Regions from separate parts of the Homo sapiens genome. Here region 1 is linked to region 2. A link is an interaction called in ENCODE POLR2A ChIA-PET data of the cell type or tissue named here. Cell type or tissue: K562. All regions are shown on one strand. Links, peaks and the distances in the headings refer to the core of each region. The heading gives the core; the rest is flanking DNA. Region 1 holds the start of TMEM134 (transmembrane protein 134). Region 2 holds the start of CLCF1 (cardiotrophin like cytokine factor 1).

Region 1 (13,495 bases), core at 1-8,000, 98 kb after region 2:
GTTGCTGGGCTGGGGCCCTTCCTCACTCCCTCCCGGGAAGAGAAAAGCAGGCCTACACAACCATTTGCCTGGCCGCCTGGCAGCTGTTCACCTGGCCCTCTGCCCTCCCCGCAGAACGGGTTTGGTGATTCACAGAAACCAGGTAGGAGGTGGGTGGATGCCAGGGCTTTGGGGAGCAGGAGCCTGCATAGATCCCAGGGAAAGGAGAGCTCCCAACTTTGGGTTAGGGTGGAGCTCTCATTCAGTGGCCTAGAATGGGAGCTTGGGAATTGGGGTGCCAGGAAAGGCCAGGCCCAGAGTTCCCAGGTTCAAGGCACAGGGTTCTGGTCCAGGTCTCCAAGAAAAGCAGCCTAGGGTTGGTGGAGGTTTTCTGGGAAAATGGGTTTTTCTGGTTTAGTGGGAGCCAAAGGGTGGGCAAGGACTGGTCATGTGAGAGGAGCTCCAGCTCTTAGGGGTGGTGGTGGGATTAGGGAGAGGGCTTTCAGAATAGAGAAAGGCGTGCGGGTTCCCATCAGCTTAGCTGGCCTGGGGCACAGGGGATGCTCCTGCGTGTGGGGCAAGGTCTGGTTCAGATACAGAGGAGCTCCCCCAACCCAGCGGGGGCCAGGTGCGAGTAGCCAGGATGAGTGGGGAATCCGGTTGGGTTCCCCAGCTGGAGCTGAGGGATGAGCTCCCGGGCCCGGGCACTGGGCTCTTCCCGGCTGGCTGGGGCCCGGTATGGGAACCGGGAGGGCCTGGGCAGGGCTCTGGATCAAGAGTCACGTCCGCGGGGCGGGGGGGCGGTCTCGCGCTTCAGCTGGGGCCTCTAGGCAGATGCTTCCCCGAGTTGAGGCCTTTGGGGCCCGGCCTGGGGTCCCGTCCGGCCGGGGGCAGGGGGTTAGGTGGGCCGGGCGGTTCACCTGGTAGCGCAGCCGGGACTGCTTGTCCTCGTCAGCCACCTCGAACCGGGCCCGACGCTCGAAGTGCAGCGGCCCAAAGCGCGCGACCCCGCTGGACTCGGGCCCAGGGCCCCCGTCCTCCAGGGACAGCTCGAAGGCATCATCAATGCTGAACTGGGGCCGGGCGGCGCTCATGGCCCCGGCCCGCTCAGGCGCCGTGCGCCGCCGCCATCTGCGCCCACACACCCAGCGTCGCCGCTGCCCCGCCCCCGCATGCCCCGCCCCTCCGACCCTGGCTCCGCCCCACGCGCCGGTCCCGCCCCCGTCCGCCCTAAGCAGGCCAGAGTTGCCGAGCCCTGAGCGGGCTGATGGGTGGGAGCCTCTTCCAGACGGAGCGCGCCCGCCCCGTGACGCCACTCAGTGGCCGCCATGGCAAGCGACAGCCCGTGCCGGGCTCGGACACATCCCCCAGGCGTGTATGTGCGGGGGCTTGGAGGGGCTTCCACGCCCCAACCTCCAGGTCCCTGACAGGGCCTTTTGCACCGCAGCCTGTTCCTCGAGTGCCAAGGAGACTCCTGGGAACTGTTTCCCCACCTTACTCACAACAGCCCCGCACCGGAGGGGTGCTCTCCCCATTTTTGCAAATGTGGAAACCGAGGCTCAGAGAGCTTATGTGTCTTCCAATTTCCAGTCAGTCTCCACGCAGCAGCCGAAGTGATCTTTTAAAACAAATCTTTTTATCTGCGTGTGTTATTCTGAAAACCCTTTTTAAAAATTTTGCTGCTGGCCTGGCTCGGTGGCTCACTCCTGTAATCCCAGCACTTTGGGAGGCCGAGGCGGGTGGATCACTTGAGGTCAGGAGTTCAAGACCAGCCTGGCCAAAAGGCGAAACCCCGTCTTTACTAAAAATACAAAAATTAGCCGGGCGTGGTAGTGCATGCCTATAGTCCCAGCTACTTGGGAGGCTGAGGCAGAAGAATTGCTTGAACCCGGGAGGCAGATGTTGCAGTGAGCCGAGATTGAGCCACTGCACTCCAGCCTGGGCGACAGAGCAAGACTCCGTCTCAAAAAACAAAACAAAACAAACAAAAAAACCTTCCCTTGGTTTTCCATTGCACTTAGAATAAAATCTGAACTCTTGGCAGGGCACGGTGGCTCACACTTTGGGAGGCCAAGGAGAGTGGATCACTTGAGGTCAGGAGTTTGAGACCAGCCTGGCCAACATGGTGAAACCCAGTCTCTACTAAAAATACAAAAATTAGCTGGGCACGGTGACCAGTGCCTGTAATCCCAGCTACTTGGGAGGCTGAGGCAGGAGAATCGCTTGTACCCTGGAGGCAGAGGTTGTAGTGAGTGGAGATCACACCACTGCACTCCAGCCTGGGCAACAGAGCAAGACTCCATAAAAAAAAAATGAACCGTGGTGGGGGGCGGTGGGGGTGGAAGAGCAGAAGTACTCTATGAATTAGGTGGACCTGGTTTCAAATCCCCATTCTACCACTTGTAAGTACTTGGGACTTTGGCAAACCCCTCATTCATTTCTGCCACAAGTATTTATTAAGCATCTATTTAGGGCCAAACACTGTTTTGGGCACTATAGATACAGTGGTGAATAAAACAGTGCAAAATGAGACAGTTTCAAGTGCTGTGTGATGCAAAACTGACTTTAGATTTCGTACTCAAAGATGACCTTTCCAAGAGGTGACATTTGAGCAGGAATGCCGATGATGAAGGAGCCAGCTGTGAGAAAAGCAAGGTTCAGTGTTTTCCTGGCACCAGGGAACAGCACGTTCAAAGGCCAGGAGGTGGGAAGGAGCTTGGCCTGTGGAGGAAGAATGTGAGAAAACCAGTGTGGCTGAGCAGCAAGGAAAGGGGCAGGCCGACTTGATGAGCCTGGGAGGAGTAGATGGGCCCCAGAGCCTTGAGAGCTTTATGGACCTTAGTCAAGAGTTCTTTTTTGTTTTTGTTTTTTTCGACACAGGGTCTCGCTCTGTTGCCCAAGCTGGAGTGCGATCTCAGCTCACTGCAACCTCCACCTCCTGGGTTCAAGTGATTCTCCTGCCTCAGCCTCCCGAGGAGGCTGGGATTACAGGCATGAGCCACAGTGCCCTGCCTTATTATTATTATTATTATTATTATTATTTTTGAGACAGAGTCTCGCACCGTCACCCGGGCTGGAGTGCAGTGGCAAGATCTCGGCTTGCTGCAACCTCCGCCCCCTGGGTTCAAGCGATTCTCCTGCCTCAGCCTCCCCTGTAGCTAGGATTACAGGCGTGATCTGCCCACCTCGGCCTCCCAAGGTGCTGGGTATGAGCCACCACACCCGGCCTCATGTTCATTTTATGGCCTCATGTACAGAGCTGAGTCAAGTCTACTTCTGTTTGTTACACATCAACACTATGAATAAGGCCCCTCTCGAGTTATGTTAATTCACTTACCCTCTTTCACTTCCCAGGTTCCTTCCTCTCCCCTGCCTTCCATCAGACCCATGTCAGCATGCTCAGTCGGCGTCCTTAAAGCCTGCCTGGCTCTGTACCATGTATGGCACTGTCTCCTATGTGGATGTGTTTGCAATTTACAAACATGATGTCATGCAGAAAATTCAGTTCTGTTACTTACACGTTTACATTTTTGCTCTCGATGCTGTTTTCCATATGCATTTGTTTATTGTTTCTACAGGCTACATGCATGTTGTACCATGTTGAGTGTCTAGCACCTTTATGATCCACCTCACCTCCACAGTGTTGTACACTCAAACTGGCCTCAACCCCGCCATCACAGGCATCACTGCAGTTAACATCTTCCTGCTGTCCCCTTATGGACTGTGGGAGAATTCCCCTTGGGGTAGGATTTCCAGGTTATAGGGCACACGCACTCATGACTTCACAGGGTACCACAGATGCTCTCCTGAGTGGCTGTGAGAGTTGACACTCCACCTGAGGCTTCTGGTTCTCTCAGGACTTGGTACCATCCAACTTTTTAATGGCTTGCCGATCTGATGAATTTAAAGTGGTACCTCATGTTCCTCTGGGTTCTCTGATGGCTGGAGAGTTTGAGCTGCTCTTTGTGCCCTTGTCAGCCATTGGGTGTCCCTTGTCTGTGAACTGGCTTTTCATATCTTTGGTCTTTCTTTTTGCTATTGGGTTTCTAGCCTTTTTCCACTAATTTGCATATCAACATATCTAATCATTAATTCCTTGCTGGTTTATGACCTTGCACATATTTCCTATCTGTCTGTCTTTGACTCTTTGTCTAACATGCTCTCAAAGAATAATCACTCCTTTTCAGGCTGGGTGCAGTGGCTCATGTCTGTAATCCCAGCACTTTGGGGAAGCTGAGGCAGGAGGATCACTTGAGGCCAGGAATTCAAGATCAGCCTCAGCGTAGCAAGGCTGATGCAGGGCAGGTGATCCCCAAAATTGGGGCTTAGCCCAAGAGAGTGCTTGGCTTCACCTGGGAAAGAATTCAAGGGTGAGCTGGTGGTGTTAGACAGCAACTTAAACATTTTTTAAAATTTTTTATTTTTTTAAGACTGAGCCTTGCTCTGTCGCCCAGGCTGGAGTGCAGTGGTGTGATCTCGGCTCACTGCAATCTCTGCCTCTTGGGTTCAAGCGATTCTTCTGCCTCAGCCTCCCAAGTGGCTTGGATTACAGGCGTCTGCCACCACGCCCAGCTAATTTTTGTATTTTTAGTAGAGACAGGATTTCGCCATTTTGGCCAGGCTGGTCTCCATCTTCTGACCTCAGTTGATCTGCCCACTTCAGCCTCCCAAAGTGCTGGGATTACAGGCGTGAGCCACCGTGCCTGGCCTTATTTTTTACTTATTGGAAAGCAACTTTTACAGAAGCAGCAGCGCACAGCAGCAGCACAGGCGTCGCTCCTTGTGGAGCAGGGCCATCCCACAGGCAGTGTGCCCCCAGCAGCTGCTCAGAGGCAGTTCTGCAGCCATATTTATGCCCACTTTTAATTACATGCAAATTGAGGGGTGAATTATCCAGAAATTTCTAGGGAAAGAGTGGTAACTTCTGGGCCGTCAGGTCATTGCCACCGAAGGGGGTGGTAACTTCTAGGTGTTGCCATGGCAATGGTAAACTGACATGCACTGGTCTTACGGGTCTTAGGTCTTATGGAGAGGTGCTTTCACCTCTTCCCTGTTTTATTTTTTTGAGACGGAGTCTCCCTCTGTTGTCCAGGCTGGAGTGCAGTGGCACGATCTAGGCTCACTGCAACCTCCACCTCCTGGGTTCAAGCGATTCTCTGCCTCAGCCTCCGGAGTAGCTGGGATTACAGGCATCCGCCACTACACCCAGCTAAGTTTTGTATTTTTAGTAGAGATGGTGTTTTACCATGTTGGCCAAACTGGTCTCAAATTCCTGGCCTCAAGTGATCCACCTGCCTCACCCTCCCAAAGTGCTGGGATTACAGGCATGAGCCACCATGCGCAGCATTCCCTGTTTTAGCTAGTTCTCAATCTGGTCTGGTGTCTGTGTCCCACCTCCAGAGCTGAGTCCTGCCACCTACCTCATTCCTCGCTCAGAGATTAGATACTCCTTCTTAATCTTAAGAGGGCAGCGGAAGGGCAGAGATCCATCTTCTGTAACTGCTTCCTGTTGAGTTTATGGGCATAGCCCCTTCCTAGCACTGGAGAGGTAAAAATCTCCAGATACCCGGTCGGGTGCAGTGGCTCATGCCTGTAATCCCAGAACTGTGGGAGGCTGAGGCGGGTGGATCACAAGGTCAGGAGGTCGAGACCATCCAGGCCAACATGGTGAAACCCTGTCTCTACCATCCTGGCTAACACAGTGAAACCCCATCTCTACTAAAAATACAAAAAATTAGCTGGGCGTGGTGGCAGGCCCCTGTAGTCCCAGCTACTTGGGAGGCTGAGGCAGGAGAACGGCGTGAACCCGGGAGGTGGAGGTTGCAGTGAGCTGAAATCGCGCCACTGCACTCCAGCTTGGGCGACAGAGCGAGACTCCGTCTCAAAAAACAAACGAACAAAAAAAAGAAACCCCGTCTCTACTAAAAATACAAAAATTAGCTGGGCATGGTGGCAGACGCCTGTAATCCCAGCTACTTGGGAGGCTGAGGCAGAGAATCTCTTGAACCCGGGAGGTGGAGGTTGCAACGAGCCAAGATCTCGCCTCTGGACTCCAGCCTGGGTGACAGAGCGAGACTCTGTCTCAAAAAAAAAAAAAAAAAAAAAAAAAAAATCTCCTGATACCCGATCTAAGGGTCCAAAAGACAGGATACTTTCATTACCCAGGTCAGTAGATGAATGGGTCGGAAGCCTTGTGCCAGCATTGTGTTTACCTGAAACTGTTGCAATCTCAAAGACTTACTAAGAGTTTAAACAACCACAGCCAAAAATTAGGAATAACAAGATGGCTATCAAAGGTCCTAGGAGAGGTAAAAAACCAGGTGAGACTCGGGAAGGCATTTTTGATAGTTGACCAGATATTGCTGGGGTTGGTGCTATGGTTCTATCTATGTAGCCAAGTAGCTTGTTCATAGATCTTTCGAATGTTAGCCTCAGTCTGTTTGGAGCTGGTAAGACATGTGCAGCAGGTTTTATTAATAACTGCACAAACTTCACCTTGTTCAGCTAGTAAATAATCTAATGCTAATCTGTTACAGAGAACTATGTTTGCCAAAGAGTCTAGAAATTCTTGAATTCCCTTTAAGGCCTGACCCGTGTTGGTGGCTAAGGATTCTAGGGTTTGAGTCAAGTTCTTTACGGTTGACTCGTGGTAAGCAAGGCCACCCTAGGGTGCCACCAGTCCTATTGTTGCCCTGATTCCCGCCAAAATTAATCCTATTGCTCACTTACTTCTGCTGTTCTTGGGTCTTATGGGGTTATAGACTGTGACCTCTGGAGGGGCAAGGGTAGCTATTGTACATTCGCCTCTGTTCCAAGTTTTTTTTTTTTTTTTTAGACAAAGTCTCAAAAAAATTAGCAGGGCATGGTGGTGGGTGCCTGTGGTTCCTGCTACTCGGGAGGCTGAGGCAGGAGAATCGCTTGAACCAGAAGGCGGAGGTTACAGTGAGCCGAGATTGTGCCACTGCACTCCAGCCTGGATGACAGGGCAAGATTCCCGTTTTTTTTTTTTTTTTTTTGAGATGGAGTCTTGCTCAGCCACACAGGCTGGAGGGCAGTGGGGTGATCTCGGATCACTGCAACCTCTGCCTCTTGAGTCCAAGTGATTCTCCCGTCTCAGCCTCTCGAGTAGCTGGGATTACAGGTGCCCACCACCATGCCCAGCTAATTTATATATATTTATATAATATATAAATATATAATATATATTATATACAATATATATTATATAATATATGATAATATATATAATATACATAATATAATATATTATATATATATTTTTTTGAGATGGAGTCTCTCTCTGTCGCCCAGGCTGGAGTGCAGTGGCGCAATCTCGGCTTACTGCAAGCTCCGCCTCCCGGGTTCATGCCATTCTCCTGCCTCAGCCTCCAGAGTAGCTGCAACTACAGGCGCCCGCCACCACGCCCGGCTAATTTTTTGTATTTTTAGTAGAGACGGGGTTTCACTGTGTTAGCCAGGATGGTCTCGATCTCCTGAGCTCGTGATCCGCCCGCCTCTGCCTCCCAAAGTGCTGGGATTACAGGTGTGAGCCACTGCGCCCGGCCAATTTTTATATTTTTAGTACAGACGGGGTTTCACCATGTTGGCCAGGCTGGTCTTGCACTCCTGACCTCATGTGATCTGCCTGCCCCGGCCTCCCAAAGTACTGGGATTAGGTGTGAGCCACTACCACTGGCCGCTCCAAACAACCAGTTCTTTTTCCCTCTGGACTGTGGTGCCATCTTTATCATACAGCAGTTGTAGAGCTGCCTACACATATGTATGTTCTAAGCTCTCTTTTTGGTTCCTTTTGAGAGGTGACAGCCTGCTGGCAGCCCTCACAGCCCTTGCTCGCTCTCGGCGCCTCCTCGGCCTTGGTGCCCACTCTGGCTGCGCTTGAGGAGCCCTTCAGCCCGCCGCTGCACTGTGGGAGCCCCTTTCTGGGCTGGCCAAGGCCAGAGCTGGCTCCCTCAGCTTGCGGGGAGGTCTGGAGGGAGAAGCGCGGGCGGGAACCGGGGCCGCGCGCGGTGCTTGCGGGCCAGCGCGAGTTCCGGGTGGGCGTGGGCTCGGCAGGCCCCGCACTCCGAGCGGCCGGCCCGCCCGCCGGCCCTGGGCAGTGAGGGGCTTAGCACCTGGGCCAGCAGCTGCTGTGCTCGACTTCTCGCTGGGCCTTAGCTGCCTCCCCGCGGGGCAGGGCTCGGGGACCTGCAGCCCGCCATGCCTGAGCCTCCCCACAGCCCCGCCGTGGGCTCCTGCGCAGCCTGAGCCTCCGCGACGAGCGACGCCCCCTGCTCCAGGGCGCCCAGTCCCATCGACCACCCAAGGGCTGAGGAGTGCGGGCGCACGGTGCGGGACTGGCAGGCAGCTCCACCTGCAGCCACGGTGCGCGATCCACTGGGTGAAGCCAACAGAGCTCCTGAGTCTGGTGGGGACTTGGAGAACCTTTACGTCTAGCTAAGGGATTGTAAATACACCAATGGGCACTCTGTATCTAGCTCAAGGTTTGTAAACACACCAATCAGCACCCTGTGTCTAGCTCAGGGTTTGTGAATGCACCAGTCAACACTCTGTATCCAGCTGCTCTGGTGGGGACTTGGAGAACCTTTGTGTGGATACTCTGTATCTAGCTAATCTAGTGGGGACGTGGAGAACTTTTTTGTCTAGCTCAGGGATTGTAAACGCACCAATCAGCACCCTGTCAAAACGGACCAATCAGCTCTCTGGAAAATGGATCAATTGGCTCTCTGTAAAGTGGCCCAATCAGCAGGATGTGGGTGGGGCTAGATAAGAGAATAAAAGCAGGCTGCCCGAGCTATCGGTGGCAACTGGCTCGGGTTGTTTTGCACACTGTGGAAGCTTTATTCTTTTGCTCTTTGCAATAGCTCTTGCTGCTGCTCATACTTTGGGTCAACACTGCGTTTGTGAGCTGTAACACTGACCGCGAAGGTCTGCAGCTTCACTCCTGAAGCTAGCGAGACCCTGAACCCACCAGAAGGAAGAAACTCCGAAAACATCCGAAAATAAGAAGGAACAAACTCCGGACACGCCTCCTTTAAGAACTGTAATACTCACTGCGAGGGTCTGCAGTTTCATTCTTGAAGTCAGTGAGACCAAGAACCCACCAATTCCGGACACACTTTGACCCACTTCACTAATTCTCACCAGTATCTTATCCTTGTCTGTACGGTTTTCGGTGTGGTTTAATGCAAGAGACCAAGCCCCTTCTCCTTGGTCATCTTGTTCAAACTTGACTTAGCTTTTCATGGACCTTTATTTTTTATAGAAATGTTACAAAAATGTTTTCCGAGTTCTTAAAAAATCCTCCCAATTTCTTTTTTTCTTTTTTTTTTTAATTGATCATTCTTGGTGTTTCTCGCAGAAGGGGATTTGGCAGGGTCATAGGACAGTAGTGGAGGGAAGGTCAGCAGATAAACAAGTGAACAAAGGTCTCTGGTTTTCCTAGGCAGAGGACCCTGCGGACTTCCGCAGTGTTTGTGTCCCTGGGTACTTGAGATTAGGGAGTGGTGATGACTCTTAACGAGCATGCTGCCTTCAAGCATCTGTTTAACAAAGCACATCTTGCACCGCCCTTAATCCATTTAACCCTGAGTGGACACAGCACATGTTTCAGAGAGCACAGGGTTGGGGGTAAGGTCACAGATCAACAGGATCCCAAGGCAGAAGAATTTTTCTTAGTACAGAACAAAATGAAAAGTCTCCCATGTCTACTTGTTTCTACACAGACACAGCTACCATCCGATTTCTCAATCTTTTCCCCACCTTTCCCCCCTTTCTATTCCACAAAACCGCCATTGTCATCATGGCCCGTTCTCAATGAGCCGTTGGGTACACCTCCCAGACGGGGTGGTGGCCGGGCAGAGGGGCTCCTCACTTCCCAGGAGGGGCGGCCGGGCAGAGGTGCCCCTCACCTCCCGGATGGGGTGGCTGGCCGGGCGAAAAAATTCTCCTGATTTCTATTTGGATTTCATTGAATTTCTAGATTAATTTCAGAAGCAATCACATCTTTGTGTTGAGTTGTTCTATTTATTAACAAGATACGTCTCTTCAGTTATTGAGATCTTCTTTTGTGTTATAAAATCTTGTTTTTCAGGCTGGGCACAGTGACTCATGCCTGTAATCCCAGCACTTTGGGAGGCCGAGGCAGGCGGATCACCTGAGGTCAGGAGTTCGAGACCACCCTAGTCAACATGGTGAAACCCTGTCTCTACTAAAAATACAAAAATTAGCTGGGAATGTTGGCAGGCACCTGTAGTCCAAGCTACTTGGGAGGCTGAGGCAGGAGAATTACTTGAACCCTGGAGGCAGAGGTTGCAGTGAGCTGAGATCGCGCCACTGCATTCCAGCCTGGCGACAGAGCAAGCCTCCATCTCAAAAAAAAAAAAAAAAAAAAAAATTTGTTTTTCTTCAAAAAGTTCTGAGTTGTGTTTGTATTTCCTACTTCATGGGTTTTATTGCTGTTGTGAATGATACTTTAGTCTCTCCCTTTTTTTTCTCTTTGAGTTGGAGTCTCCGTCGTCCAGGCTGGAGTGAAGTGGTGTGATTATGGCTCACTGCAGCCTCCGCCTTCCAGGTTCAAGCTATTCTCCTGCCTCAGCCTCCCGAGTAGCTGGGATTACAGGCATGTGCCACCATGCCTGGCTAATTTTTGTATTTTTAGTAGAGATGGGGTTCCACCATGTTGGCCAAGCTGGTCTTGAACTCCTGACCTCAAGTGATCTGCCTGCCTCAGCCTCCCGAAGTGCTGGGATTACAGGTGTCAGCTACCATGCCTGGCCCTTTATATTCTATTATACTTTTCAGTTGCTTATTGCTGGTGTGAAGAGTACTATTAATTTTTGTTAGCTTTTTTTTTTTTGGAGACGGAGTTTCGCTCTTTCTTGCCCAGGCTGGAGTGCAGTGGCACAACCTCGGCTTACTGCAACCTCCGCCTCCTGGGTTCAAGCGATTCTCCTGTCTCAGCCTCCCGAGTAGCTGGGATTACAGGCACCCGCCACCACACCCAGCTAATTTTTGTATTTTTAGTAGACACGGGGGTTCCACGATGTTGGCCAGGCTGGTCTTGAACTCCTGACCTCAGGTGACCCGCCCACCTCAGCCTCTTAAACTGCTGGGATTACAGGTGTGAGCCGCTGCGCCCGGCCGCTTTTTTTTTTTTTTTATTTTATCCCTGTAACATTGCTGAACTCTGGGTTTTTTGTTTCCGTTTTTGAGATAGGGTCTCACTCTGTCGCCCAGGGTGGAGTGCAGTGGTCTGATCATGGCTCACTGCAGCCTCAGCCTCATGGGCTCAAGGGATCCTCCTGCCTCCCAAGTAGTTAGAACCACAAGCGCGTGGTACCATGCCCAACTACATTTTTTGATTTATTTGTAGAGACAGGGTCTTGCTATGTTGCTCAGGCTGCTCTCGAACTCCTGGCCTCGAGTAATCCTCCTGCCTTGACTTCTAAAATTGTTGGGATTATAGGCATGAGCCACCATGCCTGGCCTTCTAATTTGTTAAAGCAGTCTATAGATTATGTTGGATTTTCTATACCGATATAATCTGCCAACAATGACAGTTTACTCTCGTTTCTTTTTCTTGGCTTATTGTTTTGGCCAGGACTTCTTTTTTTAAAAAAAATTAAATTTCTTTTATTTTTTTGGATATAGGGTCTTGCTCTGTTGTGCAGGCTGGAGTGCAGTGGTGAGATCATAGCTCACTGCAGCCTCGATCTCCTGGGCTCAAGGGATCATCCTGCCTCAGCCTCTTTAGTAGCTGGGACTACAGGCATGTGCCACTATGCCCAGCTAATTTTCTTTCTTTTTTTCTTTTTGTAAAGACTGGGTCTTGCTATCTTGCCCAAGTTGTTACTCATGGGCTCAAGCTATCCTCCTGCCTCAGCCTCCCAAAGTGCTGGGATTCTAGGCAGGACTTCTAACACTTACTGATCAGCATCATTCCTAGAGAGCATCATTGCCTTGTTCCTGATCTTGAAGAAATTGTGGATACTTATTCCATCATACTTAATTGTATGCAGCTTTTATCAACCTGAGAAAATTCCTCTTTGTTCCTAACTGTGAGTTTTTATCATAAATAGTCACAGAAGTTCATAAAATGCTTTTTCTGCATATTTTGAGATAACCATATGCATTTTCTCCTTTAGTTAACCGACGTGGTGAATTACAGTAATAGATGTTTATAATGTTGAACCATTCTTACATTCTTGGAATAAACTCTACTTGATCTTCATGCATTTTCTTTGGAAAAAAAATTCTTTTTTTTTTTTTTGAGACAGTCTCGATCTGTCATCAGGCTGGAGTGCAGTGGTGTGATCTCGGCTCACTGTAACCTCCACCTCCTGGGTTCAAGCGATTCTCCTGCCTCAGTCTCCCTGAGTAGCTGGGATTACAGGCGCCTGCCACCACGCCTGGCTAATTTTTATATTTTTAGTAGAGACGGGGTTTCACCATGTTGGTCAGGCTGGTCTTGATCTCTTGACCTCGTGATCTGCCCGCCTCGGCCTCCCAAAGTGCTGGGATTACAGGCGTGAGCCACCGTGCCAGCCCGGAAAAAAAAATTATTCTTTTTTTTTTTTGGAATGAAGTTTCGCTCTTGTTGCCCAGGCTGGAGTGCAATGGTGCAATCTCGGCTCACTGCAACCTCTGCCTCCCGGGTTCAAGCGATTCTCCTGCCTCAGCCTCCTGAGTAGCTGGGATTATAGGTGCCCGCCACCACGCCTGGCCAATTTTTGTATATTTAGTAGAGACGGGGTTTCACCATGTTGACCAGGCTGGTCTTGAACTTCTGACCTGAGGTGATCCACCTGCCTCAGCCTCCCAAAGAGCCGGGATTACAGGCGTGAGCCACCACGCCCGGCAAAAAAATTATTCTTAATTGTGGTAAAATACACATAACATAACATAAAATTTACCATCTCAACCGTTTTGAAGTGTATACTCAGTGGCGTTAAGTATATGCACACTGTTATGCAACCAATTTCCAGAACAGTTTCGTCTTTCAAAACAGAAATTCTACACTCATCAAAGAACAAGTCTCCATTTCCCACCCCCCTGCCCCCAGCCCTTGGCAATCACCATTCTGCTGTCATTTTTTTTTTTTTTTGAGATGGAGTCTTGCTCTGTCGCCCAGGCTGGAGTGCAGTGGCGCGATCTTGGTTCAATGCAACTTCTGCCTCCTGGGTTCAAGCGATTCTCCTGCCTTAGCCTCCCGAGTAGCTGGGATTACAGGCACGTGCCACCATACCCAGCTAATTTTTGTATTTTTCGTAGAGATGGGGTTTCTCCATGTTGGCCAGGCTGGTCTCAAACTCCTGACCTCAGGTGATCTGCCTGCCTTGGCCTCCAAAAGTGCTGGGATTACAGGTGTGAGCCACCGCGCCCGGCCCTGCTTTCTGTCTTTGTGAATCTGACTACTCTAGGTACCTTACATAAGTAGAATAATACAGTATTTTCCTGTATGTGACTGGTACTGTTATTTCACTTAGCATATTGATGC
Region 2 (15,475 bases), core at 1-8,000:
CTCTGCCTTTGTCATGGCCAAGAGGTACAGTCAGGAACCCAGCTCAGAACTTACCCTCTCCCATTCTGAGCCCTGTGGGACATCCCTAGGGGAGATCAGCTCCCTACACAGGGACAGCAGGGGGAGAAGCCTTTGGATAGACAAGAACTAAGTCATCTGGGCAGAAAAAAACGGCTCATGAAATTAACCAGACGAGGCCGGTGTTTCCAGGAATATTTCAGTTCTGAGGTAACTGTGTCGTTGCAGGCTGCGGGTGGGGGGCAGGGGAGAACAGAAGGATCCGACGGCCCACAGAACCAGAAAGAGGGAAGGGTTCTCAGGAATCCAGAGGGAGAAGAGGTTAGGAGAAAAGAAAGGGGGGGTAGAAGGACAGGGCTCTGCCCCTGCTATGACAGCTTCCACTCTGGGCAAAGCCATGCCCGTGTCTCAGGCAGCAGGAGGGAAAGCAGCGTGGGGTGAACACCTGCGGTTTAGTCGTGAGCTTGGGAACCCAACACAGCTCGCCTGCCTCCTGAGGAGAGTGCGTGGTGGGCTTCCTGGAGCCCTCATCCATCCTCCCTCAGGCTCATGTTGTGCAGGTGGACCCCGGCCACTGGGGCTGTGTCCTAGGTCCCCCTCTCCCCCTCCCCACCAGTCCTGGCCCCCAGCCCGGCCCCCGCCCCAGCTCTGCCTCTGGCTGCTGCCCACTGATTGTTTACATCCCGTCTTCTCTGTGTGTTTATAAATCCGGCTGAGCACGTGAGGAGCTAACGAGTACAGCTCACGTTTCCTGCAACAGCCCCCCACCCCCGGCCAGCCCCTAATTCCATCCAGATCCCTGGGCCCTAGGAACCAAGGCTCTCCTCATGAACACACACACACACACACACTCTCTCTCTCTTAGCCCAAGGAAGTGACTGGCCACCCAGACAGCTGCACAGGCAGGCGCACCCGTGAGCACATGTCTTTAGCCACTTTAGCCAGCTGCCCCTCAGTCCCTGGCCTGGACACCCCCAGGCTGACCTTTCCCAGTGAGGGTGAGAGTTCAGCCATGCAGATGTGCCAGGGTGCTTAGGGTGGTAGGACAAGTCAATGGGAGTCTCTGCACCTGGGACTATAAGAGCTACGCTAAGAACTGTAAGCCCTAAATGTTGCAGCCAGGGAGGCACTGCAGAGCTCCAGAGGTGGGGCATGGTGGCCTCAGGCTGGGCTGAATATGGGAGCCAGGAGGAAAGGCCAGACCAGGACCAGCGCTGGCTGCGGTTGGAGGGGTCTGTTGAGGGGAATTGAGGGATGGAGTGGGTTAGGCGGGCAGAGTGGGTGAGGAGTGGGCTAGGGATGGAGTGGGTGAGGTCCAGGCATTGTGACGGTAGGAAACTGCCCCAGGGGCGTGTCCTGACCTACCTTCCCAGGCAAAGGCCCACAGAAACCCATCTTCCTTCCACCCTCTGGGCTGCTGCTTTCCCCTCTCTTACTTATCTCCCTTCTGCCTTTTCCTTGGTTCCTTTTACCCCAGGCCACTGAGAAGTAGCTTGGTGAGTGGGGACACATGGGCCTGGGAATTGGGAGACCTAGCTTTGCCACCAATTCGTCTGGTGACTGTGGGCTTGCACAAGGAGGTCACATTATGCAAGCTCAATTCCTCCTAGAGGAAACACACGGGGCTTCATCTCTCCTCTCCTCTCCAGCATCCCCCTTTGTGCCCTTCTCCTCCAGCCTAAATGACAGAGGTCACTGAGGCCCAGGGGAAGAAGCTGAGGGTGGGCCAGCCCCACTGCCTTATGAAGTCAGTAACCAAGCAAGCGAGACAGGAGTTGGGCTTTGGCTGGAGTGAGAGGGTTCCTGATTGTGCCACAAGAGGGCCATGGGTGTGCTCAGGGAGGCCAGCGGGGAGCCAGGGGGGAGCCCAGCAGCCCACTGAGAGCCAGAGGCAGGAGGAGCAGTGAAGGAGGAGTCCAGGGCAGTGGTGGGTGAATTGGAAAGGGTGTTGTTATCAAGAGGGGCGTGGGGGGGGAGGAGAGTGCAGGAGCCAGGTGTGCACAAGAGGTGGGACGTGGGGAGGAATGTGAAGTGTCAGTGAGCCAGTGGCTGGTGTGCAGGGGTGGCGTGCAGGGGTGGTGTGCAGAAGTGTGACGGACAAGAGTGTGGGTCTGTGAATGAAGGGGACAGGGAGCCATTGCACCCATCAGCAGTGTCACTTCTGGGGCTGCCGGGTGACAATTGCCATCTCTGCTTCCTCCCCGGTGGAGCGTGTGGCTCCAGGGCAGCGAGGGTGTCTGAGCTGGCCAGGAGCGCGTCTGGTCTGTTAGGGGAATATGTACTCGCATCCTGTCCGGTGTGAGGGGCAACGTGTGCTCCCGAGCTGTGGCGGAGGTCAGTCGGGGTCAGTGAAAGCACAGAGGTGTCCCTGGGTTAGGGTCAGAGAAGGAGGACCCAGTAGAGCAGCGTGCCCAGTGCCCCCCACCCCTAGCCTCTCTCCAAGGCTTAGCCTCCACCCGCCCGTCTCCCCTCCTCTCCTGGTAGCCCCTCACACCCCGGGGGGAGGGCCAGGCTGGGAGCTGGGGGAACAGGGGTCCTCTGGGATTGGGAGGGTCTGTGGGGAGGGCTCCAGAAGCCCAGCACGGAGTTGTGGAAAGGAAGGCGGGTGGGGAGAGCAAGCATGAGGGGACCTCTGGCGAGCCCCGGGGACTCTTTCGAAGGTTTCCTTCGAGGGGCTCGGCCGGGAAGCTGCACGGCGGCGGTTGCCAGCTGGCCCTCCCTGCTGGCGGTGACCTCTCGCTCTGGGACCCCTCCCGGCGCTGCGCCTTCCCCCTGTGTGGCCTCGGCGCCCCCGGCCCCGCCCCCTCCCGCTCCCGCCCGGTCGCTCCTTCCCCGCGGCGGGGGCGGGGGCGGGGGCGGGGGCGGGGTCCGGGGCACCGGGCTCCGGGCTCTGCCCGGCGCTGCCCTTTCCCGCGCGTCAACTCCCCTCCTGCCCGGGCTGAGCGGCTGCTCCCGCCGCTCCCTGGCCAGTGACAGACTTTTTCCTGCCGGGTCCGGCCCGGCTGCGCCAGCCCCCCGCCAAACAATAATCACTCCCAGGCCACGGTGGCCCGGGGGACTCGCGGCCGCCGCCCGCCGCCCCTACCTGCCGCCGGCTCCCCGGCCGTGGGCACCATGGAGGGTTCCGGCCGCGCGGCGCGTAGCTAGGAAGCCGCGAGTCCCGCGGCGCGGCTCGGCCCGTCCGGCCCGGCCCAGCCAGGCTCGGCGCTGCCCTCCGCCCTCCTCTCCGCCGCCCGCCCTTCCTCCCGCCCGCCCTCCTACCCCTCCCGGCGGGCCGGGGAGGGAGAGCGGCGCGGCCCGAGGTGTCGGCCTCCCCTCGCCTCCCGCCGCCCGGCCTCGGGCTCCCCCGGCCTCCCTCCCTCTTCCTCTCCCAGCCCCTCCTCCCACCCGCAGCCTCGCTCCCCGCCTCGGACTCTCTGGCCCCGACTGGTGCGCGGGGCTCTGGGGCTGCGGCTCCTACGGCCCGCCTCGCTGGGGCTCCAGGTTGCCGCCTCCCCAGGTCTGCGATCGTCCGGGCTCCCCGCCGCTCCCGGCCACCTCCTGGCCCCGCCGTGCGGACTCCAGGAATGCCGCGTCCCCGCCCGGCCCCTCTCGAGGGCGCCCAGCCGTGCCTCCCCCGGCCCGAGCCCAGCTCCCTGGCCCGGCCCCGGCGCGGGGCTCCCGGGGGTCAGGGCAGGACGGGAACCGGATCTCGTGGCTGCTTGGCGGGGCGGGGGTCGGGGCCTCGGCCGCCTGGCTCCTACCTGCTCGGAGGTCCATGGGGCTGGGGCCGGGCCGGCCGGGTGCGGCTCCTCTCCCGGAGGCTGGCGGAGTGGGAGGGCGAGCCGCGGCTCCGGCGAAGCTTTAATAATCCCATCCGCCAGGCCCACTCGCAGGTTTTTTTCGCTCGGTTTCGGATTTTTTTTTTTTTTCGGTGTGGGACATTCTGCAAACTTTTTTTTTTTTTTTCTGACGTGTAAAGCTGTAACCACAAATTGTAGCGGCCCTCCCCGGGGTGGGGGTAGGAGGGGGGAGGAGGGAAGGGAGGGCTTCTGGGGCTCCCTCTCCCTCCCACAGCACCGAGGGGGGGTGAGGTGAGGCGAGGCTGTGGCGGTACCACCCTGGGCCTCCTGGGGGAGGGGGCGGGGAGGCCATCAGTCCGTCTGAGGACTCCCAGGAGCCGGGGGACAGCGCCGGCTTCGGGTGGGCTTCTCCCCAGGCGTTGGCCTGGGACACCGCCCCCTGCCCCCTGTCCCCTGCCGATGCGGGGTCCCTGATCCAACCTACCTCTGCCTGTGCGAGGTCCCTGCTCCCACCCTACCTCTGCCTCCTCATCTCTAACCTTCCCTCCTCCTCCCCCTTGAGTAAATGCAATGACACATTCTCCCAAATGCCAGCGAGCTGGCCTGGGAGCAAGTGATGGTGTTTTTCCTGCTGCCCTTTGTCTGGGCTGACCGCCCCCCCTGCCTATTGTCCCGCCGCTTGTCCCATTTCCAAAAGCTAGAGCTAAGCGAGGCGCTGGGGCTGGGGCAGGTGACTAACCAGCTCACAATGCCCCCTGCGGGGGAGGAAGAGGGCACTGCAGGCCCACTGCCCGGCCCAGAGGCGAGAAGAGGCCACTTGGCGGGACTTTTTCCCTCAAGTTCACAAGGTTCTTCATTCTTCCTCCAGTGACCAGGGAGAATGTACATGGGTGGGGGATTTGTAATTCATTAATCAGCACGAGGCAACGGACCAGTTTCAACACCACAGGCTTCTTGGGTGACTCAGCGGGAATGCTCCGATTCAAGGCGATGGACCGCCCGAGCGTCCCCATTTGTGAAATGTTTCCCCATGAAGACCCTGGCATTCTCCTTCCTTTGGGGTTTCGGGTTGTTGGTTTTTCCGGTGGTGAGGTGGGGGTGGCTTAGCGGTGAGGGCTCCCCCTCCTTCCCGCAGGCCTGGGTTGGGATTTGCTGGGCAGGATACCTGGGGGTATGCCTGGACCCTCCCAGAGGGGGTCCCCTCCTCCCTCTCCAAGGGCTGCCGGGGAGAACACGCTCAGAGGAGGCAGCTCTAACCCAGGGCTGGGGACTGCCCTGCTTCATGATTTTCCTGGGGGAGAGTCATGTGGTCCCCAAGGCTTGGGTGCCCTATAGCCACACCACCAATTAAATCACTGGGTAATAAGTTGCTTTTGTTGTTGTTTATTTATTGTTTCAAAGTGGGAGAGGCCAGTGGTGGGCCAGACCTGGAAGGTGATGCCTCTCCCTGGAGTGGCATCAGAGATTTGTCTCCCACTCCTTCCTGGTGCCCCTGGAATGGGAGGGCACTCTGCCAGTCCAGCCCCAGCGCCTCCAACCTGTGGCCTGGGCAGGCATCCTGATCATGGCCAGTGCTGGGTCCCAGGGCAGCTCTTCCCTTCTCTGTACCGCGAGCACTGAGGTGGGGGGGTGGGGGGGGTGGGGAAGAAGTTTGTTTTCAATTACCTCACTGGAGTGGGACAGACTTTGTTGTTGGGTTGGTTTTTTTTTTTCTCTCTCTCTCTGTCCTTTCTTCCTTTTTTTTTTCCTAAACAAGGAGAAAAAGGGCTGGGAAAGGAGAGCTGGCTTGGGGTGGGGGGCAGGGGACTTTGAGGGACCTCAGTAGCAGCTCTGATGAAAACTGCCTGGAGGGACCCTTGTGAAAAGTGCTCAGGGCCTACCTCTGCCCCCCCCACCGCCCCCGCACCTCCTCCCTGCCCCCACCAGCCAGGACTCTGGAGTTTCAGTGACATTCCTGATGGATGAACCCAGTGATTTCTTGATGCCCATGCCAAGGTCAAGAAGGCAGATGCCCATGGGTGCATGGCACGGAGGCCAGCCAGGAGGTCCCCCTAGCTGCTACCCTTTCAGAGGGAGGGGGCCAAGAAGGAGGGGAGAGGGAGAAGGGGAGCCGCTTCAGCCTCTCCCTCCGCCTCGAAGCCGCTCCTTGTGGAGTCTGCACAATGTGGTTTGGATTTGGCTGAGCCCCTCAGCACCTTATAAAGCACCTTGCTGAGTCAGGGAGAAAGCAGCCCCAGTGTCGGGGGAGCGGAGGGGAGGGGGCGCTGAAGAAAGGGGCGGGGGCGAGAGAAGAGGGGTGAGACCAGAGAAGGGGCAAGACTGGGAAGGAAAGAGGAGACACAAAGAGGCAAATGGGTGGGAGTGAGAAAGAGGGGAGGAGGGAGCTGGGAGGAAGAGGGGGAAGCAGCGGATGCGGGGAGAGGAAGACACTGAAGCAGAAGGTGGGAGTGGACAACGCCATCCCCAGCACACATCCACCTGGGGCAGCCAGAAAGCACTGGTTTGCAGGAACTGAGGGCTGCAGCTCTGAAACAGGGACCCAGGCCAGGTGGGTACAGGGACAATTGGCTTTACACACAGCCCCCCAGTCCCCAGTTTGTCTTTGAATCTTAATGTAGTGACCCCGAAAGCTGGGAAAGTTGTGTTCTCCCTCTGCCTCTTGGACTTGCCTCCCTGCCCTCTCCCCTCACCTAGTGGGGGCCAAGCCTCTCCCCTCCCCTCCCCCACCTTCCACACTGCCAAAGGGAAAAGCAGCTCCATCTCCAAGCTGCCAGTGCCCCTCTGCCATGCCTGGGCAAAGGCAGCAGGCTGGGAGTTGCCAGTTGGGTTGGGTCGGGGGCTGGAATAAAGACTGTGCCTTTATCCTGCCAAGTCCCTAAATGGGGGTAGCTGCTGGGGTTTGGGGAAGAAGGAAGAGAGGAAAGACGGAGCAGGAGTAGCCCCTCCAAGATTTCCGTGGGATGGGGCAGGACAGGTGGCTGCCCTCTGATTTCCAGCTGGAAATCAGGACCTTGGGAAAGTTCCTGCTCCCCTGTGGCTCTCAAAAAGAATCTTGTTAGGGGCCCTTCCAGTGCTAACAATCTGGGGTTGCTGGTGGGAGGGCACAGCTTAGAGGAGACGCCAGTCCCCCCAGCTCCAGACAAGCATGGGAAAGAGAAGCGCTCCGTCTGCTCCAGGGGTACATTGTGCAGGCACTTTCTCAGTCTCTGCCAGGTCCTGTTAAGGACAGAGAGAAGGCAAGGAAAACCCATCCCTGCTTTTAGGAATGTCACAGTTGGGGCTTACATCTGTAATCCCAGCGCTTTGGGAAGCCCAGGCAGGAAGATTCCTTGAGGAATTTGAGACCAACCTGGGCAACATAGAGACCCCATCTCTACCAAAAATTTAAAAATTAGCCCAGCATGGTGGCGCATGCCTATAGTCCCAGCTAATCAGGTGGCTGAGGCTGAAGGATTGCTTGAGCCCAGGAGTTTGAGGCCGCAGTGAGCTATGACCACTACACATGGTCTTTGTTTCCTGGGGCAACAGAGCAAGACCCTCTCTCAAAAGAAAAGAATTCCACAGTCTAGGGACACTCATTAAACTGTCTGACATCAGCCATAGGTGGCAGTGGGTACATTTAGGGCCAAGGAGGATGGTGGGAGGAGAACTTCCTGGAGGAGGTAGAGCTTTGGGGTAGAAATGTGGATGGATTGAGCTAGAAGAGCAGTGGCAACCACAGGCAAAGTGCCAAGGTAGCACCAGGTACAGCTCAGTGTTCCCTGCAGCAGGCACAGAGCTACTCTGGGAGTCAGAAAACCTCCATTCCAGTTGGCCAGTGTGACCTTGGGACAAGCCTGTCCCCTCTCTGTATGATGGGGTCTGACCACCTCTGCCCTCCTCTCCATGGGATGGTGGGAGTAGTCCGTGAGCTGACGAGGGGCCACTGGCTTGCTGCCTTCTCTGGCCTTTTAGACTCCAGGCTTCACCATCCACAGGGGGGTGGCAGGTCAGGTCCTCAAGAAGTGTGGCTGGCTGGGGGCCAGAGCTGGCACCAGGTGATGACTGAGCTGCCCTCCAAGGGGGGAGGGTGAGTCAGTGTTGGCTCAGGGACCGGCTAGTGTCCCACCCTTCCTCCCCACATGGTGACATCCCCAAGGAAGGCTCTCCAGGCACCCAAAACACCATGTCGCACACAGCTGCACAATTAGCACTGATGGGACCCTGGCCCAGGGAGTGTCTGGGTTCCTGAACTAGGGGAGCCTCTAGCTGGCCCCCTCCTGACAGGTGTGTTGGAGAAACCCACAGAGGTGAGTAGGGACACTCACTCATTCATTCATTTGTTCACCAAACATTCCCTAAGTTTTGGTGCTGGGGACACAGAGAGGAGCCCTAGGGGGTGGGGTGGAGGGGCGGAGGCTGACCTGCGTGTTGGGAGAAGAGGCAGATGCCTGCTACAGTGACTCCTCCAGCCTGCTGTGATGCTGGTATTTCTCACTGACATTTATTTTGCTGAAATACTAACAATAGTTTACGCGCACGCAGCTGTTCCCCACATCAGGCACAGTGCTAAGGCTTTCGCGGGCTATTTTATTTCATGTTTGTTTTTTTTTTTTTTTTTTGAGACGGAGTCTCGCTCTGTCGCCCAGGCTGGAGTGCAGTGGCACCATCTCAGCTCACTGCAAGCTCCGCCTCCCGGGTTCATGCCATTCTCCTGCCTCAGCCTCCCGAGTAGCTGGAACTACAGGCGCCCGCCACCATGCCCGGGTAATTTTTTTTTTTTTGTATTTTTATTAGAGACGGGGTTTCACTGTGTTGGCCAGGATGGTCTCGATCTCCTGACCTCATGATCTGCCCGCCTCGGCCTCCCAAAGTGCTGGGATTACAGGCGTGAGCCACCACACCCGGCCTAGTTTATTTCATCTTTACAGTAACTCCGAGACAGGAGCTATCATTTCCCTACTTATACATGAGGAACCTGAGGCTTCATAAGACAGAGTCACTTGTCTGAGGTCACACAAGCCTGGCAGTGGTAGAACCAGGACTGGAACCCAGTGCTATCCAACTTCAGCAACATGCTCTTTTAACTCCACCATGCAGGTGCCAGCCTGGGGAAGAGGGCCAGAGGCACATCTTGAAAAGAGGAGTCCGGGTGCTGGGAACAGACTTCAGCAACAGCAGGACTTGGTTGAGTGCCCCTGGCTATGAGGCATCTAGCCTGGCACAGCTGGTCTCTTCAGGTCACTCAGATGTTGCTTGGGGCATAAAGAGAGTCCTCCAGTGCCTGGAGAGTCCTGGCCTGGAGCACAGGGAGACCTGGGTTTCCTGCCCACCACCGACCCCTTACGTGAACTGGCAATGTGCAGATGGGCCAGGTGCCTCACATCGTCTTCCCACACTGGAGGGCTCAGCTAGAGCTCTGGATTCCATTAGCAGGGAGTTGGGAATCCTGGAATGAGCATTAAACTGGGAGTCAGATGACCACCACCCCCGCCAGCAGAACAAGAGCAAGGGCTTCCCTTTGCTTCCTGAGGGCAAAGTGAGCCCTAGGTAGGTTCAGAGGTCCCACCCAGGACATTCCCTGGGATTCGGCATCCCCAGGAGGAGGCCCTCCTTTCCACTGCCTCGTGTGCACACCCTCCAGTGTGCGTGTGCAGGCACCACTGGGGCCCCCGAGGGCAGGAGAGGGAAGGAAAGGCAGGGTGTGTGTGTGTGTGTGTGTGTGTGTGTCTATGTGTGTATGCACACACTTTCCCTTGCCCTCCAGTAGACAGGAGTCTAGAGGGCCCTGCCTCACCCTAAGCTGGCTGTGATGTCAGCGGAAACCCAGAGGCAGAGGGCCTCTTCTGACCTCAGCAATGGCCCTACCCTGCCCTGGGTCCCCACCCACACCTGACCCAGCTCAGGCTTCCCAAAGGACTCCCCCCAACACCCCCTGCTTCCCGGGGAAGCCAGAGAGAAGCTGAGAGGAACGGGGCCTTCTGCCTGTCCCTCTCCTGCCCTAGCTGGGCGCGGCCTCCTCATCTGCCAGGGTGTCTGAGTGACGGGTGTGTGGAGGGCAGGGCAGAAGGGATGCCCCCAGGTGCCCCACTCCTCCCTCGCCCACCAGGAGCTTTCCCCGCCGTTCTCCCAGGATGTTCCATTGCCCTGGCCAGCCCATGCCGCGGGCTCTGTGACTCCGTCTCCCCTGGCAGAGAAGTGGGGTTGCCTCTCCCTGGGCTGGAAGATCTTTATCCTGCCCTGCTGAGTCATGCCGGCTCCTCCCGAGCTCTCCTCCCCTCCTACCCCGCTGTCCTCCCCTCTGTCAGGCTTCTCCCAGCTTTCTCCAGACTGTCTGGGCTCCCGCTCTAGGGGCCCCTGGGGTCAAAGGATGGACACCGCCTTCCCTGGGGCCATCCCAGTGATGGGATGTCCCATCTCACGGGCCTGCCATTCCAGCACCACTGGGAGAGTGCCTGCTCCGCCTCCACCAGCTGTGTGACCCCCACCAAGTCTCTAACCCTCCACACCTCTGTTTTCTCCATGTAAAACTGAATGAGGGACAACTGAGTGAGTATAGGTCAAATTGCTGGCACTTAGAAGCAATCAATGATGTTTTATTTATTTATTTATTTATTTTTGAGACAGAGTCCAGGCTGGAGTGCAGTGGCATAATCATGGCTCACTGCAGCCTCGACTTCCCAGGCTCAAGAGATCCTCCCACCTCAGCCTCCTGAGTAGCTACAGATGGATATCACCATGCCTGTCTAATTTTTTGTATTTCTTTTTTCTTTTTTTTTTTTTTGAGACAGAGTCTTGCTCTGTTGCCCAGGCTGGAGTGCAATGGTGCGATCTCGGCTCACTGCAACCTCCAACTCCCAGGTTCAAGCGATTCTCCTGCCTCACCTTCCTGAATAGCTGGGATTACAGGCGCCTGCTAATTTTTGTATTTTTAATAGAGACAGGGTTTCATCATGCTGGCCAGGCTGGTCTCGAACTTCTGACCTCAGGTGATCTGCCCGCCTTGGCCTCCCAAAGTGCTGCGATTACAGGCATGAGCCACCACTCCCGGCCAATTTTTTTGTATTTCTTTGTAGAAACAGGGTTTTGCCATGTAGCTCAAGCTGGTCTCAAACTCCTGATATCAAACAATCTGCCTGCTTCAGCCTCCCAAAGTGCTGGGATTACAGGCGTGAGCCACCTCGCCCAGCCAATAATGTTAAAGAATCTTGTTACCTACCCCTCATACCGTATCCCTCTGTCTTTGCTAATGGTGTCCTCTCTACCCACAATGCAGCTGCCCCTCGTGAGCTCCCCATGGCTACTCATCTAGACCCTTTGTTCTTCTGCCTTCTTCCTGAAGCCTGTCACTGTCATCCCAGCTCTGCTCCCCACCACAGACTTCACTCTCCAGGGCCCTTGCTGCTCTCCACTTTGTGTTATAAGTGCTCTCTAAGGACCCGTCTCATCTCTCTCCTCTTTTGTCCCCAAGAGATTCTTGTAGGACTTCAGTGGGTTGAAGAGGGCTGGAGGTGGGAAGGGTGGAGTCTCATGGCACAGTCAGCTCTGAAGGCATGAGAGAAACCAACCAGTCTTGACCCAGCCCCGTCCTAGGCTTTCAGGTTGTCTAGAAGACATGGGTGGTTTAGGTCTATGAAGAGCTCAACCACTTTCTTTTTTTTTTTTATTTGAGACAGAGTCTCTCTCTGTCACCCAGGCTGGAGTCCAGTGGCGTGATCTCGGCTCAATGCAACCTCCCCCTCCCGGGTTCAAGCTATTCTCCCGCCTCAGTCTCCCGAGTAGCTGGGAGGCAGGCACCCACCATCATGCCCAGCTAATTTGAGGCTCACCCGCTTTCTAGCACCCACAGCCATCTTTCTGAGGCCCACCTTGTGGTCCTTAACAGAGCACTCTGTACATATTTCCGTTTTAGCCTTTGACTGTTGCAAGATTTCAAAATGAAACAGGAACTTAAGGAGATATACAAAGGGCTATGATGCAGAGAAAGGAGAGGTCAGAAGAGGGAGACGTCGGGAGATTTTGGAGATACGGCAGGGAGAATTTGAGTGGCAAAAAGTGGGGGGCCACACCTGACCTGGAACCAGGACAGGAGCTGGGGAGGAGCTGGCATTCAGACCCATGGAATCCCGTCACCTCCCAAAAGCTTTTGGAAGCCCCTGCTATATATGCCTTGCTGAACAGTGTGGACCTACAGAGAAACACAGCCTGCCTGCCAGGGACTCGGGAGCTGGTGGGACAGTGGGCAAGATAACTTCAATACCAACTAGAGATATGGGCGGCCTGCCAGGAGGCTCAGTGCAGACAAGGGCACCTGGAGCAGGCCTCCTCCAGCCTCCAGCTCAGCAGGGAACTTGAGAAAGATCCCTGGATTCTTTAGCATCAGAAAGCCCAGATCTACCACTTATAAGTGACCTGCCTGGGCAACATAGCAAGATCCCCCCCTACTTCCCCAAAAAATTAGCCAGGCATGGTGGCACACACCTGTAGTCCTACCTACTTGGGAGGCTGAGGTGACAGGATTGCTTGAGCCCAGGAGTTCAAGGCTGTAGTGAGCTATTGAGCCACTGCACTCCAGCCTGGGTGACAGAGTGAGACCCCATCTCCAAAAAAAAAAAAAAAAAAAAAAAAAGTGAGCCTCTTAGCCTCACCAAACCTCCAGGGTTCGGTGAGGCCCAGATGAGATAATAAAGTAAAAGGGCTTTGCAAGCTCCGGAGCTCTAAGGAGACGGGAGAGTCCTCTGATCTCCCCACGGTGTAGGCTATCGCTCCCATTTACTGAGCTCTTCCCAATTCTCTGGCACTGCAGTGAAGCATTTGAATACAGCACGCAATCTCACATAGCCCTCCTGAGGCCGGTGCTGTTGTAGTTGCCATTTTACCATGGGTAAACTGAGGCACAGAGTTATATAACTTTTCCAAGTTACACAGGCAGGCAGCCTGGCTCTGGAGCCACCCGGCTCTTAATTAGTAGCCTCCTCCTCACCCTGCCCCTAGTTCCTAAAAATCTCCTCCCTGCCCCCATCTCCCCAGTAATAAGCCTGTCTCAGCCTGGGAGGATGCCCTCTCTGTCCCCTTCTGTCCCACCCCGCACAACATGAGCACAAAACTGCCCCCACAGAGGCCTGCCCAAGGCGGATCAGCAAGGTCTCTGTTCCCGAAGCTGGGACTGGACACGGTGTCTGTCTCCCTCTGCTGGTCTCTTAGGGGACAGCCCAGCCGGGATGCTTTCCCTGAAGCTGGTGGCACCTTATCTCTCCCCAACAGTGGATGCTGAGTATTGGGGAGGTTGAGGAAAAGGCCAGGGACACAGGTCAGGCTCTAACTTACGGGACTCCACGTTGCCTCTTGGGGTCCATGTTGCCAGAAGCCTGCCTCTAACAGGAGTGCAAAGGGGGGTCTTAGGGAGACCGGGCCACCTCCCTGATGCCTGCCCTGGGGGACGGGCCTCAAACAGCCTCCTTCCCCTTCTAACCCATGAATGGAGCCATCATCCATGGATGTATCTAAATCTTTTGTGAAGCTGTTTCTATTTCCAGCTGAGACGACATCTTGGGATAATGAGTTCCATCAGCGTCCTCCCCTGCTGGGTGAAGCACACTGCCTTTTATTTGTCCTAAACTTACCTCACTTGCGCTCCAAGGGGGCCTGTAATTCCAGTGTGCCAGGTTTTGGTGAACAAGCCTGAACTTCTCCCTTCCCATCCTCACTGTGGGTTTAAAAAAATTCATCCTGGCCGGGCGCGGTGGCTCACGCCTGTAATCCCAGCACTTTGGGAGGCCGAGGTGGGCGGATCACGAGGTCAGGAGATCGAGACCATCCTGGCTAACACGATGAAACCCCCGTCTCTACTAAAAATACAAAAAATTAGCCGGGCATGGTGGCGGGCGCCTGTAGTCCCAGCTACTCGGGAGGCTCAGGCAGGAGAATGGCATGAACCTGGGAGGCGGAGCTGACAGTGAGCCGAGATCGCGCCACTGCACTCCAGCCTGGGCGACAGAGCGAGACTCTGTCTGAAAAAAAAAAATTTCATCCCATCTCCCCTCCACCTCCAGCCCTGCAGACTCAAAAGACCTGGTCCCTCATCTGCGCACAGTGCCTGGCAGTGTGGGCACATCCATTATCTCATGCCAGGCTCCAGCAGCTTGGGAGGAAGGCAAGGGCTCACATTCTCCTCTCAAGGCAGAGGACACAGAGGGCCCAGAATCATGGGGCCAGCACGTGGTGCCGCTGGAGGCAGCAGTAGCAGCAGCCTCTCTCCAGAGCCTCTTCCCCATGGGCTGACTCTTCTGACCTTAACCAAGAGTCTTCTTTTTTTTTTTGAGATGGAATCTTGTCCTGTTGCCCAGGCTGGAGTGCAGTGGAGGGATCTCTGCTCACGGCAGCCTCCATCTTCCAGGTTAAAGTGATTCTCCTGGCTGGGCGCAGTGGCTCACGCCTGTAATCCCAGCACCTTGGGAGGCTGAGGCGGGTGGATCATGAGGTCAGGAGATCGAGACCATCCTGGCTAACACAGTGAAACCCCATCTCTACTAAAAATACAAAAAGTTTGCCGGGCGTGGTGGTGGGCGCCTGTAGTCACAGCTACTTGGGAGGCTGAGGCAGGAGAATGGCGTGAACCCGGGAGGTGGAGCTGACAGTGAGCCGAGATCGCGCCACTGCCCTCCAGCCTGGGTGACAGAGCGAGACTCTGTCTCAAAAAAAAAAAAAAAAGTGATTCTCCTGCCTCAGCCTCCTGAGTAGCTGGAATTACAGGTGTGTGCCACCACGCCCGGCTAATTTTTGTATTTTTTTTTAGTAGAGAAGGGGTTTCACCATGTTGGCCAGGCTGGTCTTCAACTCCTGACCTCAAGCAATCTGCCTACCTTGGCCTCTCAAAGTGTTGGGATTACAGGTGTGAGCCACCGTGCCTGGCCAAGAGTCTTCTGAATATTTGCCAGTTTCTGGACAGCAGGCCTTTTCTCTGTAATGTTTCCTTGCGAGACTTTCCTCCTGGGATCCTTGTGTAGATTCACCCTAGCTTTGTCCAAGCTGATGGTTTGTTTTGTCTCCAGTCCCGGCCCAAGGATACTGTAAGGATGACTCGAGCTGGAGGGGCAGGACGCAGCAATCATAGTCGCAGCAGTGCTAACAGCAGATTCTAAGAGCTGCGTAAATATTAAGTTACTCCTCACAACAGCCCTTTGAGGTGGAAACAGGCTTGGAGAACATAAGCAACTTGTCCATTTTTGCACAACTTGTTAAGTGATGGAGACTGCGGCTAGGCTGGATTCAGACCTACACGGGCTGGCATCCACAACTGCATTCTCAACCTCAACAGACAATCGTGGGTTCAAGTCCCGAAACCTCTCTGAATTCCGTACTCTTCAGTCATTCAGCACAGACTTATTACACCACTGCTGTGTGCCAAACATCATTCTGATTTCTGGGAGAAATGCCAGGGAACAAGAAAGGCAGGGGCAGAGCTTGGCTGGGGGGCTGGCAGCACTTGGAATGCCACAAACTCATTACAAGCAGGGCAGGTACCCTGCCAGCTCAGAGCTGCCTTGCCTGCCTGGTTACCCCACAGTAACCATACAAATGCCAGTCCCTGTGTGTGCATGATGAGAAGAAAACAAGCCAGAGTAAACTCCTGAACCCTAAACTCCTCTACTCCTCTGCCCCTTCTGACTTTTAGTTACCCTGATCTGGAAAAATGC

Evidence for each region. Peaks named below come from ENCODE experiments on the same cell type or tissue, not always from the same donor. Only the 100,000 strongest peaks of a DNase experiment are listed, where the experiment ranks them.
Region 1: POLR2A ChIA-PET joins it to region 2 with 12 read pairs; 20 of 35 experiments call an interaction of 5 or more read pairs at or near these places.

What each region holds. Positions count from the first base shown.
Region 1 is chr11:67,468,120-67,481,614 of GRCh38, forward strand. TMEM134 (transmembrane protein 134) reads right to left here and starts at 1,132. Exons shown (of 7, transcript NM_025124.4): 1 at 900-1,132. The coding sequence starts at 1,073. RefSeq lists silencers at 717-856, 1,067-1,206 and enhancers at 744-1,368, 1,357-1,536, 9,262-9,812. In K562, for the core only: a CTCF peak has its summit at 1,290; DNase peaks (open chromatin) are centred at 832 and 1,222; H3K4me3 peaks cover 1,569 bases.
Region 2 is chr11:67,369,763-67,385,237 of GRCh38, forward strand. It overlaps CLCF1 (cardiotrophin like cytokine factor 1), which reads right to left and starts at 3,836. Exons shown (of 3, transcript NM_013246.3): 1 at 3,762-3,836. The coding sequence starts at 3,777. The region is part of intron 2 of LOC100130987 (a long non-coding RNA gene); the gene reads left to right. RefSeq lists silencers at 3,225-3,564, 4,125-4,174 and enhancers at 9,612-10,333, 11,178-11,227. In K562, for the core only: CTCF peaks have their summits at 1,842 (motif pointing right) and 4,564 (motif pointing left); DNase peaks (open chromatin) are centred at 2,849, 3,359, 4,059, 4,649 and 2 weaker places; H3K4me3 peaks cover 3,186 bases.